Regions from separate parts of the Homo sapiens genome. Here region 1 is linked to region 2. The links are chromatin loops, found by intact Hi-C in ENCODE. Cell type or tissue: IMR-90. All regions are shown on one strand.

What was found. A loop is a pair of places that touch in the nucleus more often than their neighbours do. Peaks named below come from ENCODE experiments on the same cell type or tissue, not always from the same donor. Only the 100,000 strongest peaks of a DNase experiment are listed, where the experiment ranks them.
Region 1: it touches region 2 in a loop (11-fold over the local background); 1 of 110 quality-filtered maps calls a loop at or near these places.

Annotation. Positions count from the first base shown.
Region 1 is chr6:111,586,422-111,594,421 of GRCh38, forward strand. TRAF3IP2 (TRAF3 interacting protein 2) reads right to left here. Exons shown (of 9, transcript NM_147686.4): 2 at 4,837-5,673. The coding sequence starts at 5,665. It also overlaps TRAF3IP2-AS1. Among named protein-coding and RNA genes, the nearest start is that of TRAF3IP2, 15 kb to the right of the region's middle. RefSeq lists an enhancer at 4,776-5,471. In IMR-90, no CTCF peak of the experiment used is centred here; DNase peaks (open chromatin) are centred at 3,120 and 5,200; H3K27ac peaks cover 5,085 bases.
Region 2 is chr6:111,052,691-111,060,690 of GRCh38, forward strand. No RefSeq gene overlaps it. Among named protein-coding and RNA genes, the nearest start is that of SLC16A10, 31 kb to the right of the region's middle. RefSeq lists a silencer at 4,685-4,834. In IMR-90, a CTCF peak has its summit at 4,796 (motif pointing right); no DNase peak of the experiment used is centred here; H3K27me3 peaks cover 1,629 bases.

The DNA of each region.
Region 1 (8,000 bases), 530 kb after region 2:
CTGGCGACCTTCAGTGGAAGGATTCGGAGGCAGCAGGAGGCCGACTTCTCCAGGGGGTGGGGTGAGGAGAAAACGTAGACTTATTCCCTTTCTTATTTCCACCTACTTTGAAAACTTTTTTTTTTTACATGAAAGGGGCGACCAATAACCATTTTTGCTTTAACTTGCAAAAAGCTTAGATATGCCATTTGCATGGTGATCATTATTTATTTATATATTCATTAATGGGTAAGGAAGTAATGCTCTTCTAAAGCTGAGTAGAGCCACGTAGCCATGGTTTCCAACTGCACAAGCATCCCTTAGGTGAACAGCTCTTTTGAAGTGGTTTTGTTAGCAATTAAGTGCAGTTATAGCCCTGACATGAAACTAAGCATTTGTACACCTGCCATGAATGCTTAAAATCTGTGCCAGTGAGTGGGATCTGGAAGTAGAGGAGCACCCTGCAGAACTGGGCTACAGGATGCTTTTAAATAATAACAATAATAACTAAAAGCTGTTAGTATTGAGGGCTTACCACCAGCCAGCCACTTTCCTAGTGCCTTTAATACATTATCTCATTTAATCCTCACAGCAACCTTCGTGGGACTCATTGCTGCTGGAGGCCTCATAAATATTCTAGGGCTACAATGCCCTGCAAAAAACCCATCAGCACTGGCAACCCTGACCCTCTTCTCTGTGGTTAGATGGGAGCCAGGGCCAAGGGACATGCAAGGTGAATTGGGGCGAGCTTGCCTTCTATATGTGCTGTTTCCCTTTGTTCTTTTCAGTTTTTACTCATTTCTTAATTATAGAAGTAATACCTGTTTGCTATTTTTATTTTTATGTTTTCTATGTGTTTTTGTTTTTGTTTTTAAGACTGAGTCTCATTCTGTTGACCAGGCTGGAGTGCAGTGGCGCGATCTCAGCTCACTGCAACCTCCACCTTCCGGGTTCAAGTGATTCTCATGCCTCAGCCTCCCCGAGTAGCTGGGATTACAGGTGCCCACCACCATGGCTGGCTAATTTTTGTATTTTTAGTAGACAACATTTCACCATATTGGCCAGGCTGGTCTTGAACTCCTGACCTCAAGTGATCTGCCCTCCTCTGCCTCCCAAGGTGTTGGGATTACAGGTGTGAGCCACTGCACCCGGCCGTTTGCTATTTTTAAAAATCAACAAAAGTATATGAAATTAGAAGGAAAATATACCTGTCTCCTCTTAATTCCCTGCTCCCCTCCCCACCAAGATCACCACTAGATCCTTCTAGACTTAATATGTATATATAAACCTATATAGTTTTTAAAAAATAAACATGGATGGGATCATCACTGCAGCTCTTGCCTTTCAACTTAATCTTTTTGATGTCAGAATGTGTATTCAGTGCAACATGGGCCTAGTAGTCCATAGTATACATAAATCACAAATGACTTATCTGGCCCCTTATTGATAGGCATTGTAATTGTTTTTGTTTTTACTCTAATGCAACAATGCTTTAATAAACATTCTTGTTCTTGTATTTGTATATGCTTGTTTAATGTTTCTATAGGACAGATTCCTATAAGTGAAACTGCTGGGCCAAAGAGGAAGCACATATAAAACTGTGATAGTGAAATTGCCTTCTGGGAGATTGCACCAATTTACACTCCTATCAAGAGTGATTGGGAATATTCATTTCTCTCTAACTCCACTAACACTGGATGTTGTCCAAAGTTTTTATTTTTGCACAACTAATCAAGGAAAAGGTATCTTTAAGAATTTTGCACTTCTTAAATCTAATGATATTGAGCTTGGTTTAATTTTCATATTGGCTATTTGTGTATCTTCTGTGAATTATTCCCCTCTCCTATCCCCATTCTCTCCCCTCTGCCTTTCAACACCTCTTTTCGCCCCAAGGATCCTAGATGTCTCTCCCCAACCCCCTAACAGAAGGAAATAATACAGAGAGCAAGGGGATGGTGAAATGATGAAAGAAAGCAGGTCCTGGGGCAATAGGGACAAAAAGTGTTCCCAGTCAGGAGTGTTTGCCTTTTAAAGGAGCCTGCCCCAATGGGACAACGCTCACCTCCAAAGACTGGATTGCCAATGGCGCTGTTTCAGCTCCAACAACAGGAAAAGTATTTTCCGTGGGAAGTATTTTCCAGAAGGTCCTGGGACCTTCATTATAACATTGAGTCAGTGCTTTTTTTGTCTATCACAATGAGGCTTTCCCTTGTTAGTAGTCAGAGTCAGCTGCTTGGGACTGTATCACAAAGCCTTAAGTATTCACAGTTCTTCGCATTAATCTAAGGAGTTAATCGGAAGTGCAGTTAAAAACATATGTATGCAATGCTTGCCATAGCATTGCTTATTGGATCAGAAAACTGGAAACTATTTTAAATGTCCAACAATAAAGAATAGGTTCATAACAATTTGGTAGATGCGTCTGATGAAATACAATGAAGCAGTTTTAAATGATTCTGGAATAAGTACTCAATGTCACTGAAAACTATTTTAATTTTAGATTAAAAATATATGCAAAGAAAAAAACACTGAAAATTGATATGTCAAAACCCTAATAAGGAATTCTATTTGGGTGGCAGAAATATGAAAACTTTTTCTTTTCTTTTTTGAACTTCTGGGCATATTTTAATTTTGGGAGTGACCAAATATTATAATGATCAGAAAAATTATCTTTTTTTTTTTTTTTTTTGAGATGGAGTCTCACTGTGTCATCGCCCAGGTGCAGTCTCGGCTCACTGTAACCTCTGCCTCCCAGGTTCAGGCAATTCTTGTGCCTCAGTCTCCCGAGTAGCTGGGATTACAGGCGCCCGCCACAACAACTGGCTAATTCTTTTTGTATTTTTAGCAGAGACAGTGTTTCACCATGTTGGCCAGGCTAGTCTCAAACTTCTGATCTCAAGTGATCCACCCACCTTGGCCTCCCAAAGTGCTGGGATTACAAAGTGGGGTGAGCCACCGTGCCTGGTGAAAACTTACCTTTAAATACAGATAACAGAATGTTAAAAAGTAGTTTATGGTATTATTCTCACAAATTACTCCTTTTAAACCTGGCAATCACTGAGAAATACAGCCTTGACCTTGCCAACATTCAGTTCTCAGTGATTCATACTTAAGGGAATCCACCACCACACCCACCCTATGACTGGGCGCTTAGAGCAGGGGTGGCATCCATGCACTCCCACTCTGTTGACTTCCCAGCATTTATACACCACGTCCCAGTTTTAGGCATCAGAGGCTCTTTCTCCCGCTCCAGCCCAAGGCCCCATTCTCCTTACACCCTCCTGCTTCCCCAGCCCCTGCCCTCATTCCTGATCTCACACTCATTCTTACCTATTTCTTCCAAGCATCTTCTAAGTTACATTTCTCTATCTCCTCTTTGTTTTTTTCTTTTTTGAGTTATGAATTACTGTGTTGCTCTCTTCACTTTAGGAAGCTTTATACTTAGTATACATGTACTAATATGTAAATTATGGTTGATTACAGCATTTGTAATTATTTCTATAATTTATTTTAAAGCTGCGCATCAGGCCTTTGGTCAGGCACTTCTTACACTCTGAACTACTTTCTGTCCAGTGTTTATTTGCTAAGAAAAATATCAGGCCTCACAGCCCTGTGTTTCATCTGTAAAGCCCTTTTGTTATTTTCCAGTGGCCTCAGCGGAGATTTAACATCAAGAATGGTAGTAGGAAAAAAAAAATGGTGATAGAACCTTTTATCTCAACCTAAGACTTATCACTTTCAGAGATGCTTCCTGCACTGATACATATTATTATTTCGGAAGTAGTTTATTGAGAGTCTAGTATGTGCCAGACACTGTGCTTAAATCCTGGGGAATTATGAATTGAAAGTACACGTTTGCATTTGCAGATGCATAAAAACTTGCAGTCTAGAAGGAGAGGAGACACGTACATAATTAGATGCCATGCTGGTGTTAGGTGTCCCAACAGGGCCAGAGCAGGAGGGAGACAGAGGCCCTGAAGGAGAACGTGATCTGGGGAGGTTTCCAGAGGGACACTTGAGCTAAGTCTCAAAAAATGTGTATGATGGTGGTTGCATAACTCTGTAAATATACTAAAACTTATTGAATTTTTTATTTAAAATGGGTTAAGGGTAAACCTTGCAGTATGTATATTAGATCTCGATAAAGCAGTTTTTTTAAAAGGTGTATTGAAACTGGGTCAAACACACCAGAAGGGGAAGAACATCCCCAAGAGAGAGAAGAGCCTGGCAAACGCATGGAGATGTGAACCATCGCGACAAGTAGGGGGACTGCCAGTCTTAGAGTGGCTGGAATGTAGGGTAGCTGTGGATGGCTCAAGTGTCCAAAAGGATTTAAGCAGCAAAATCACAGAAACAACTTCATTTTCATGTAATGGCCCGAATCCCAGAGTCTCAATGACATTCTGGGCACCTTCTGGTTTTTTGTTTTGTTTTGCTTTGTTTTTGACTAAAAGCCCTTTCTCTGCCAAGTCTAAGATGGGGAAGAAAGATGACGAGAAGGAAGAACCCATATGCCCAAAGATTAGAACAAAAAATACATTTTCTAGAAATCATTTTGGTCATCTCTCTGCTTCTAGGCAGGTTTGTTAAACTAACCCAGACAGAGGAACCCATTTTGTCCTTAAAGGTCCCTAGAGAAGGAGACTCCAAGTGGGACAGGCTTTAGGCTAAGAAAAAGCATTCTCTGCAGGCCCTTTGCAAATCCAGCCACACATGGAAAGCCCCTAAGAGAAGCAGAATGCCCTCCCTGCATTCTGACCTGTTCATGCCAGCCTAGTGACACGAAGCATTGATGTGAGGCCCTTGTTTCTTCAGTCACCCAGCCCAGAATGCCCAGAGGAGGTAAAGATCACTTACATGGCACCTGGTGATCGGGACTTCCAGGACAATGGTAATGATAGTTCCATGGAGCATGTGGGGAAAGATTGGGAGGCAGCATCTGTGCACATGCTGGATACCTCTGAGGTTCAAACTGAGGGAACTCCCTGGACCTGAGAGGTCTGGGGAGGTCCTGGGGGTAACACACGGAGGTGAGGGGCAGGGGCCTTTCCAGCTGCCTGATGCCCAGGACATCCTGGGGCTGGGAATCATATCCCGTGTCTATGGTTGGCAGATCCAGGCCTGCTCGGTTCCTGTGAGGCTGGGGCCGTTGCACCATCTCCTGGCTACCGCCCAAGGAGTCTGCTGAGGCATTAGGTAAACTTTGGTCTGATTTGTCTGAGTCATGGCCAGTGTCAGGAGAAGCCGCTGAAAGCTGAGATACCAGCCATTGATTACGTTTTTCCATAAATGAAAACTGATGCTCTGCAGGGAGGGCTCCAACCACAGACTCAGACGCAGGCTCGCTGACTGCAGAGCACCCAGAAGGGAAAGCTTTGCCCAGGCCTGGGTGTCTCCTGCAGAAACTGTCTTCACTGTCCTCCAGAACTTGAGTGCGCAGGCAGGTGACCTGCCGGGATACAGGCCGCTGGTGATTTGCAAGTTTCAGGGTTGAGTGAGCTTGAGAAAAGTCTCCGGAGGAATTGTGAAGCATTGTGGGTGCAGACAAGCTGTTGGGTGCCATGTTCCTTATATTTGGAGCAGGTGGTTCTGATTCCTCTTCCGGGGAATATTCTGGGATTGGTTTCAGCAACTGACTTGGGTATGGTTCTGATTCATCAACCTCCACAGGAATGCTTCGGTTCATTCTAGTTTCTGGAACAAGAGAAAACATGCTATAGCCTTAGAAGACAGATAAATTCTTGGAGTCCTCACTTTATGACCTTAAGGGACCTCATTCAAGATGTGGTTTAAATTAACAGTGAGACACCAATGTGCTTGCAAAGCCCTAATCACATAAAATTGTTTACTTATCCTCCAGGCAAAAGCACTAATGCTTATTAAGATATTTTATCTGGAAGGCAATTCAAAGAATGTGATTGGACCATCCTGTGGTAGAAATCATTCACCAGCAAGGGGAAAACACAGATGAAAATCAACTGCCAAGTATTGAGGAAAGAGAAATTATCATAATGTGGGCTGCTTCGTGTGTGCTTGGAATACATGAAGAAATAAATCTTAGTAACTGATATGGAATGATCTCTAAGATATATTGAGTTTTTTTTAAAAGCCAGGCGCAGAGCAGTGTGCATACTATGCTGCTATTTTGTGTAAAAAACGAGAGGAGAATGTGTGTTTCTGTGTGCATATCTGCTTGTATATGTATAAACCGTGTGGAGGATATACAGACATTGCTACACTGGTTGCCTTTGAGGATGGAATTAAGCTGGGGGAGAGGAGTGGGAGGAAGTTTTCACCTTTTAAACTTTTATAATTTTGTTCCATTTGACTATTTCCTAATTTTAAAAAATAAAAGTGTTTTTTTTTAAGCAAAGAAAGCAAGCCCAAGTTTAAAACACATTGAAAAAAGGTCAGAGTGACATTTTCTACCTAATTTTAGGTCATTTGGAGGACTTAATTCCCTCTGGGCACTATGCCTGCAACAAAGGTAGCCATGACCATCTGGTTTGTGATGTAGTTGAACCAGCAAGGCTCGCTAAACTAGACCTTAGCCTGCAGAGCATTTATCCAACGGGCCGGGCAATATTGCTTTTAGCTGTAAGAAGAACTCTTAATTCACCTAACACAATGAGAAAGAAAACCAGTCTCCTCTCATCATTAAACTGATTGAGATGATGCCTTGACTGCAGGGGCAGGAAGAACGCAGTCCAGAGGACTGCACAGGAGCAACTGGGGGTTTGCAGGAGGCTGCAGAGCAGGTGTCGTAAAAGAGCAAGCAAGTGAAAAAGAAGAAATCCCAGAGGGTTATTCTATGCAAGGCTAGTACACAGCATACTTCAAATACCAGAGAGAGAAAAGGGATTATGTCTGGATTTAAAAATTCCTACTTTGGATCCATGTCGCATTTCAACCACATTCACTGAGGGCTCACTGTGCCTAAAGTCAGTTTACATAAATTATGTTCTAAAACAAGTTTCGGAGAGCATGAATTCACTTTCTCTTGCACCTTGTACCCAATCCAATGGGATCAGGACAGCATGCATTTTGAAATGCTCCCCTTTCACACAGATGGGGCCAGCAGTTTTCCACCAAATATACTTAACAGCCTACAGAAAGATACCTCTCCACTCCCTGCCAAATGAATGCTCTTTGACAGTCTTCTCCCACTTGGTATCAAACTTACCCACCTGCTGCACAACGACCCTTGCTCTGTTTTCTGACGCAACAGAAAACTCAACTTCTAACTTCCGGCTGGCCTTCCCTCCTCCCTCCGTCTCTCCCTTTCCCTGTCCTTGTCCTTTTCAGGCTGTGTATGTCCTCTGCTCATTGGCTCTGCAGAAAAGGAGACCTCATCAGCTAAAGTGATCAGACCTTATAAAAATGAACAAGAGCCTACCCAAAAAACCTGTAAATAAATATCGCAACTTTTTATTATTTAAAAAATGTTTGGCCGGGCGCAGTGGCTCGGGCCTGTAATCCCAGCACTTTGGGAGGCTGAGGCGGGTGGATCACCTGAGGTCAGGTATTCGAGACTAGCCTGGCTAACATGGCAAAACCCCCTTTCTACTAGAAGTACAAAAATTAGCTGGGCGTGGTGGCATGTGCCTGTAATCCCAGCTACTCAGGAGGCTGAGGCAGGAGAATCGCTTGAACCTGGGAGGTGGAGGTTGCAGTGAGCTGAGATTGCGCCACTGCATTCCAGCCTCAGCGACAAGAGCGAGACTCCATCTCCAAAAAAAAAAAAAATGCTCACCATTTTTTCCCTTTCTTTCTTGCAATTTTTCCACAGTTATGAAATTGGATGTGCCACACAACATGCTCTTCAGCCGGTCAGAAAACGAAAATATTTTTTCAAGGCCTGGCTGACTGTTGTGTCATCGTCTACATGCACTTGTGGGCACACAGCTGAATGGGAGGCAAAGAGATGCAAAAAGTGAGCTGAGTGGCAGGAGGACTAATTCCTGTCCTCTCTTTATTGCCATGGGATTTGCTTTCAATCCTCACTCTTCAGGTACAACTAT
Region 2 (8,000 bases):
CATGACTGGAGGCTGGAGGTCCAAGATCAAGGTATTGGCAGGTTTGGTTTCTTCTAAGGTCTCTCTCCTTGGCTTACAGATGGCCACCTTCTCTCAGTGTCTCCATGTTACCGTCGGAGAGTGTCCAGGTTCTTGGCATTCTGAACAAAGAATTGGACAAAATGGACAAACAAAGCCAAGAAAGAATCAGCAATAAAAAGAGAGATTTATTGCAAACAAAAGTACACTCCACAGGGTTGGAGCAGGCCAAGCACAGGGACTCAAGAGCCCAGCTACAGAATTTTCTGGGGTTTAAATATCCTCTAGAGGTTTTCCATTGGTCACTTGGTGTACAACCCATGCAAATGAAGTAGTGGCCCGCAATCAGTGAAGTGAAGTTACAAAGGTTACACCATTTGCAAACGTCTGATTGGTTGTGGAAAGCAACCATTCAGAGACTAAAATGAAGTTACAAAGTTACGCTTTTATGCAAAGGAAGACAAGGCCTGCAATCAGTCTGAATGGTTGTGGTAAGCAACCAATCAGAAGCTGAAGTGAAGTTACAAGTTACACTCCTATGCAAACATCTGATTGGTTTCAGAAAGCAACCAATCAGAGGTACTTTCAATATTCCATCTGCCACGCATAAAAAGTGGGGGGCAGTTTGCAAAGGGAGTAGCTTCCAGTCCTTTTGTTACTTAGGTGTGGAAAGTTGAGGTCTTCCTTTTGATTTAGTTCTAGAAAGTCAGCGTGAATTGGCCTTAGCTTCCCTGCCTCCAGACCCTATTCTCCTGCCTCATCCACATGGTCTTTTCCCTGTGCCTGCACATCCCTAGTATCTCTCTGTATGTCCTAATCTCCTCTTTTTATAGGGGTCCAGTCAGGTTGGATTAGGGCCCACCATAAAGACTCCCATTTAGCTTAATTACTTCATTGAAGGCCCTATATGCAATGACAGTCACATTCTGAGGTACCGAGAGTTAAGGTTTCAACGTGTGAATTTTTTTTTTGTGGGGTTGGGGGACACAATTCAGTCCATAGAGTAACTTTAAGGGATCCATTTTTATTTATTATTATTATTATAAAGACAGAGTCTCACTATGTTGCCCAGGCTGGTCTCGAACTCCTGGCCTCAAGTGATCCTCCCATCTCAGCTTCCCAAAGTACTGGGATTACAGGCATGAGCGACTACACCTGGCCTATTTTTTTTTTTTTTTAATTTTTATTTTTACTTAAAAAATGTTTTTCTGTGTCATTTCACTTAGGATAACTTTAAAGATTTCAGATTTACTCTTAAAAGCAGTGGAAAACCATTGAAGGGTTTGAAGCAGAGACTGTATTGAAGGGGATGTGGCAGACACTTCCAGATATCAATTGTTTTTTTAAATTTTATTTTAATTTTTAATTTTTTGAGACTGAGTCTCGCTCTGTCGCCCAGGCTGGAGTCAGTGGTACGATCTCAGCTTAATGCAACCTCCGCCTCCTGAATTCAAGTGATTCTCCTGCCTCAGCTTCCTGAACAGCTGGGACTACAGGGCTGCGCCACCACACGTAGCTAATTTTTGTATTTTTAGCAGAGATGGAGTTTCAGCATGTTGGCCAGGCTGGTCTTGAACTCCTGACCTCAGGTAATCCATCTGCCTTGGCCTCCCAAAGTGCTGGGATTACAGGTGTGAGCCACCATGCCCTGCCCAGATATCAATTCTTTACTAACAAAACTCTGATTTTGTTGAAGGCAGCAATGTGTTCAGCCAAAAATGCAAATTGACTTATTTCCTTGCCACAGGGGTGGCCAAGTGATAGTATAAGTGGCTAATGAGATATAATTGGAAGTCTACTGAGAGGACTTTCGTAGTCTCAGTGATGGCTATTGTTTCACTGATAAAAGGTGTGTGCCTTTGTCCTATACCCTTTCTCATTTTTCCTGCCTGGGAAAAGGATACAATGCCTAGAGGTGAAGCAGCCATCTTGCAACCATGAGGGTGAAAGTTTCATGCCAATATACATATACACACACACACACACACACACACACACACACACACACACACAGCAGGCAGATATAGGAGCTTGGTTTTCAAATGACACTCTTGAGCAGCCATATAAGCTCTAGTCTGTCCACATCCAGACTTTTTGTTACATAAGAAAAATAAATCTACTTGTTTCAACCACTGACGTAGGGATTCCTGTTACAGCTGAACAGACTCCTGGCTGATACGGAGGGCTGGAGTGGAAGAGGGACTACCAGTTTGGAGGCCTTTTCATTGGTCCATAGCAGAGATCAGAAAGACCTAGACAAGTGCTGGCAGTTAACTCAGAGGAAAGTAGAGGAATTCCGGATATAAAATACATTGCCTGAGCAGCCCCCACATAGATACCAAGAATTTCCCCTCACTTATTCAGGGCCATTGAGTCCACCTTGCTTTAATAGGCCTTATAATAAAGTCCTGTAGCATGTGCAGCCTCAATAACCATTTTTTTTTAAAGATAGTCTTGCTCTGTCAGCCAGGCTGGAGTGCAGTGGTATGATCTTGGCTCACTGCAGCCTCACCTCCCAGGTTCAAGCGTTTCTCATGCCTCAGCCTCCTGAGTAGCTGGGATTACAGGTGTGCACCACCACGCCCAGCTGATTTCTGTATTTTTAGTAGAGACAGGGTTTCGCTACCTTGGCCAGGCTGATTTCAAACTCCTGACCTCAAGTGATTCGCCTGCCTCAGCCTCCCAAAGTACTGGGATTACAGGTGAGCCACCGTGCCCAGCCTCAATAAACATTTTTGGAGCACCTACTCTGTGCTACATCCTGTGCTTTTGAGGGATTTATTTCCAGGTTTCTAAAATTTACATTGGTGACTCCTTCCTGTGATATCAGTTGTTTTCAAACTTTGTGTCTGTAAACCACAATAAAAAATATATTTCATATCATGACTGGAACATATGTGACTTGACAAAAAACTGAAAACAAAGGTTTTACAAAACAATATCCAAAGTATGTGCTGTATGCCTTAATATTTTCCGTTCTATTCTACTCCATTAAAAAAAACTTCTGGTCATATCCACTGTCCACCAAACTCGCTTTTATTATCTATGAGTCAAGACCCACCGTTTAAAAGTCAATCTCTGTTATTCTTTTGGCAATCTTTCTTTATCACCCAGTGATATCTCTTGTATAGTTGACTTAAAAACATTTTTTGTGGGTACGTAGTAGGTGTATATATTTATGGGGTACATGAGATGTTTTGATACAGGCATGCAATGTGAAATAATCACATCATGGAGAATGGGCTATCCATCCCCTCAAGCAGTTATCTTTGTATCACAAACAATCCAATTACACTCTTAGTTATTTTAAAATGTACAATTGGCTGGGAGCAGTGGCTCACGCCTGTAATCCCAGCACTTTGGGAGGCCAAGGCAGGCAGATCACCTGAGGTCAGGAGTTCGAGACTAGCCTGGCCACCATGGCAAAACCCCATCTCTACTAAAAAATACAAAAATTAGGTAGGTGTGGTGGTGGACGCCCTGTAATCCCAGCTACTCGGGAGGCTGAGGCAGGAGAATCACTTGAACCTGGGAGGCAGAGGTTGCAGTGACCTGGGATTGCACCACTGCACTCCAGCCTGGGTGACAAAGTGAGACTCCATCTCAAAAATACGTAAAAAATAAAATTTACAATTAAGTTATTGTTGACTATAGTCCTCTGTTGTGCTATCAAATAGTAGGTCTTATTCATTCTATTTTTTTTTTGTACTCATTAACCCTCCCCGTCTAGTTGATTTTTCATGCCAACGTCTCATCTTACCTCCTGGTTCATGAGCCCCTGCCTTGCTCCTCTCTGTGTCCATAGTGCCTGGCCCTGTGCCTGGCAAATAGGGGATTATATGTTCCTTGAAACCCAGAGCCATACAATGTGGCTTTTAGGATCTCCTCAACACATTAAACATGATAAATGCACCCTTTCCATTTGTCTGGGGTCAAGGTGGGAGCGGAGATGGTTCTTAGTAGTTTAGGCAAATAGGAAAACTTTGTCCCCAACAAATACTTCAGGCTGCCATCCACATTTCTCTTCAACAATCCACCTCTTTATAGGACTGTTAGTATTATCATTATTATGTCAAATCTTAGATTTTTAGTGCCTTTCTGAGTATTCAAAACATGGGCTAGTTGATCTGATTTAAGGCAACACACACCTTAAAACGCTAGAGGATTGAGCGAGGGCAGGAGACTGTCTCGCTAACTAGGAAATTTCTAGAAGCCCAGGAGGAAAATGCCATGGCAAGGTGATGGTAGGGCGATGGGGGACGGGGATGTTTATTGGCCCTGGTCACAACATCCTTGGATCAGCCCATCTGCATTTGAGGCACTTGAGAGATGGAAGGCTGGGGAATTGGGGGGCAGTTTTCTAGAGCACCTGGATTTGCACAAGCCAGCGGGCAGAAGACAGAAAGCAACCTTATTTCGGGTTCATTCTTCAGTCTTGTTTTCTCTGGACATGCTGCCTCCATTTATTAACGAGATATTCTGCCTCCTGAGCGTCCCCACGCTGTGGGCAAGAGACAGGAATCTCAGAGTTTGTATTTCTGGTTTCCATGGGCAGACGTGGTAGGTGGGCCACTTGCTTCCTGTCATTTTGGCTCAAGGGAGGATCTGGATGCCCCTGGGAGAGCCACCATTTGTTGTGTGCAAAGAAATTGCTATTCTAATAAAAAGCTATTCCAATTGCCTGCTTTAATTAGGCAATCTGGAACAGGCTCCAGGATACACTGCTAGGTGAAAAAACTAAGGTGCAGAGAGTGTGCATAGTCTGCTGCCACTAGGGGGAGAAGAAGGAAGAATATGTAGTTGTAAATTCGTTTTGCGCATACACAAAATATCTCTGGAAGTACACACGGCAGACTAGAACTGTTTGATGAGAGCTGGGTGGTTGGAAGACAGGGATGGGAACGCGAGGAGACATCTTTCTTCTTGGCCCTCCGTATATGCTGAATGTACTACACCATTTTATATAAGGGACTTGAGCATCTACAGGTTTTTGGTATCCTCAGGGGATCCTGGAACCAATCCCCTGTAAATGGGGAGGGACAACTGTACTTTTTTTGCATTTTGAACTTTTTTACCATATATATTATAATCTATTCAAATAAATTATTTCATAACAAATAAAATAATTAGCTCCTAAAAGTAATATTCATGAGACATATATAATAACATAGTTTATAATATCTTTTTTTTTTCTTTTTTGAGACAGAATTTCGCTCTTGTTGCCCAGGTTGGAGTGCAATGGCGCAATCTCGGCTCACCGTAGCCTCTGCCTCCTGGGTTCAAGCAATTCTCCTGCCTCAGCCTCCCTAGTAGCTGGGATTACAGGCATATGCCACCATGCCTGGCTAATTTTGTATTTTTAGTAGAGATGGAGTTTCTCCATGTTGGTCAGGCTGGTCTCGAACTCCCAACCTCAGGTGATCCCCCCGCCTCAGCCTTCCAAAGTGTTGGGATACAGGCATGAGCCACTGCGCCCAGACTTCTGTCAGTCTTAAGATCTCTATTTTAATGTTAATGGTGATCAGCTGTGTGTGAACTTTAAAAGGGAGAGTGTATAATGAGGCATGTCCAGCAACCCCATCCTATCATGGCCTGGACTAGCTATTTGGGTTTCTTTGGAAGGCCCTTGGCTGAGACGGGGTGTCCATTCAGTCTGTTGGGGGACTTGGAATTTTAATTTTGGTTTACAGTATCCTCATTGTTAAGTGACATATGACTATATTTTTTTCTTCCCAGGTTGCAGCAACTGAGCTGCCCAGAGGTGGACTAACCTACTCACATGTTCTTGACTCCCCTTGTGGGGGAGAGGGCTAGATTTGAACTAGAAGCTGGGTATGGTGGAGCAATCCCACCTACAATCCTAGGTATTCAGAAGGCTGAGGCAGGAGGATTGCTTGAGCCTAGGACTTCCAGATCAGCCTAGGCAACATAGCCAGACCCCATCTGTAAAGAAATAAGATAAAACAGATCTGGACTAGAGATGAAGCTGTAAGGCAGTGGGCAGAGTCAAACAAAGGAGGAAGGATTTCAGTTGCTTCCATCTGAGGCACTTTCTCCACCTTCACCACGGCTGTTTGTGTGCTGCAGGAGAGCCAAGTGAGCCTGTCTGCATACACCTCCTCCTTGAAGCTTTCCCATCTACTGTGCTCTCACAGCTTGGATCACCTCCCATTCTAAGTTCTCTCTAGTTGGTAGCTCATAAGTTCACACTTAGCTCCTTGTCCTTTTTTTTTTTTTTTTTTGAGACTGAGTCTCACTCTATTACCCAGGCTATAGTGCAGCAGTGCCATCTTGGCTCACTGCAACCTCCATCTCCTGGGTTCAAGCAATTCTCCTGCCTCAGCCTGCTGAGTAGATGGGATTACAGGTACACACCACCACATCTGGCTAATTTTTGTATTTTTAGTGGAGACAGGGCTTCGCCATGTTGGCCAGGCTGGTCTCGAACTCCTGACCCCAGATGATCCACCTGCCTCAGCCTCCCAAGGTGATGGGATTACAGGCGTGAGCCACCTCACCTGGCCGATAGGGTCCATTTTGATTCTCCATCTATAGGTGTGTCCCCACCTGTGCTAAATGTCCCTAGCCTCTACCTCTTATTTTAAAGTCCCCTACCTCCTGGGTGTCTTCTGGAGAACACCCAGCTACATTAAACAGGTTTGAAGTAAGCATGTGTTTCCCCTGCCAAACCTGCTGCCTACTTTGTATTCCCTGTCTCTGTTAATAGCACTACCACCCACCCAGTCGTCCGGCAGGATCTTAGCGTTCACCTTGACTCTCTCCTCTGCCTCGACCCCTCTCTCCCTCCCACTGTTCTGCCAGTTCTCCCCTTCTCTCCATACCTTCTGCCTATCATCCTTTACCTTTCAGTCTCCCAGCCTTTACTAGAATCTGTCATTTATAAATAAAAGTCTGATCCAGCAGCTCTCCTACTTAAGGACTCTCAGCTCTCCTCCTTAACAATTCCATTCATGTGATAAAATCCAAATTTCTTGTGCGGTAGAAGAGAGTCTTTATAATATATTCCCAACCTGCCTCTCTGGCTGCATTCTCTAACACAGCCTAAATTATACCAGCCTTCAGCTTCTTAATGTCCTCCAAACAAAATCTGTTCTTTACAACTTGGTACTTTGTACAACTCTGTACTTTTGAACACTGCTGTTTTTCATACTTAGTGATCTCCTACTCACCTTTTCAAGGTTGCCTCAATGGCTTGAGGGGCAATCTCTTTCCCCTTGTCTCTCAATCAGCAGACCTGGGCTATGTGGATGATGGAATGCATGATAAAACAGCTAAACCTTTGATTTGATTATGTTCTTAATTTTCATCCCACTCAACTCCACTCTTTGTAAAGGTTTAATAAATAAGCATGAATTCTTTCTTGACATTAGGCTGCAATTGGAGCCAGAGGATTATACTACAGCTAAGAAGTGTCTGAACAAACAAGGGATGGGGGTCAAAATTGTGCCGGAAGGAAAAATGCCTTTCAGGCTCTTGGAGGTTTGTTGCCCCTGATCCTCTGGCTTTGATCTCCAGGACTCCATTACAATAAGATATTAGCGTTAACCAGCTCATTGCTTCTGTGCCAGGAATGTAGGCCAAGGGGTTGTACTTAGAAAAGAAGTGGGACCTTGTCTCTACAAAAAATTAAAAAATTAGCCAAGGATAATGGTGCGTGACTGTAGTCCTAGCTACTCAGGAGGCTGAGGTGGGAGGATCGCTTAAGCCCAGGAGTTGGAGGCTGCAGTGAGCTATGATTGCGCTTCTGCACTCCAGCCTGGGGGAAAGAGGAAGACCCTGTTTCCTAAAAAACAACAAAAACAAAAAACCAGCAACAATGATCTGTGATCGGACTCAGACACAGCACAACACTGGAAGACAGGTCTTCTCCAGTAAGGACAAGAAGTAGAAGCATCAGGGGATGGATATTCGATTTTCCATGTTGTGATTGTTACGCATTGCATGCCTGTACCAAAATATCT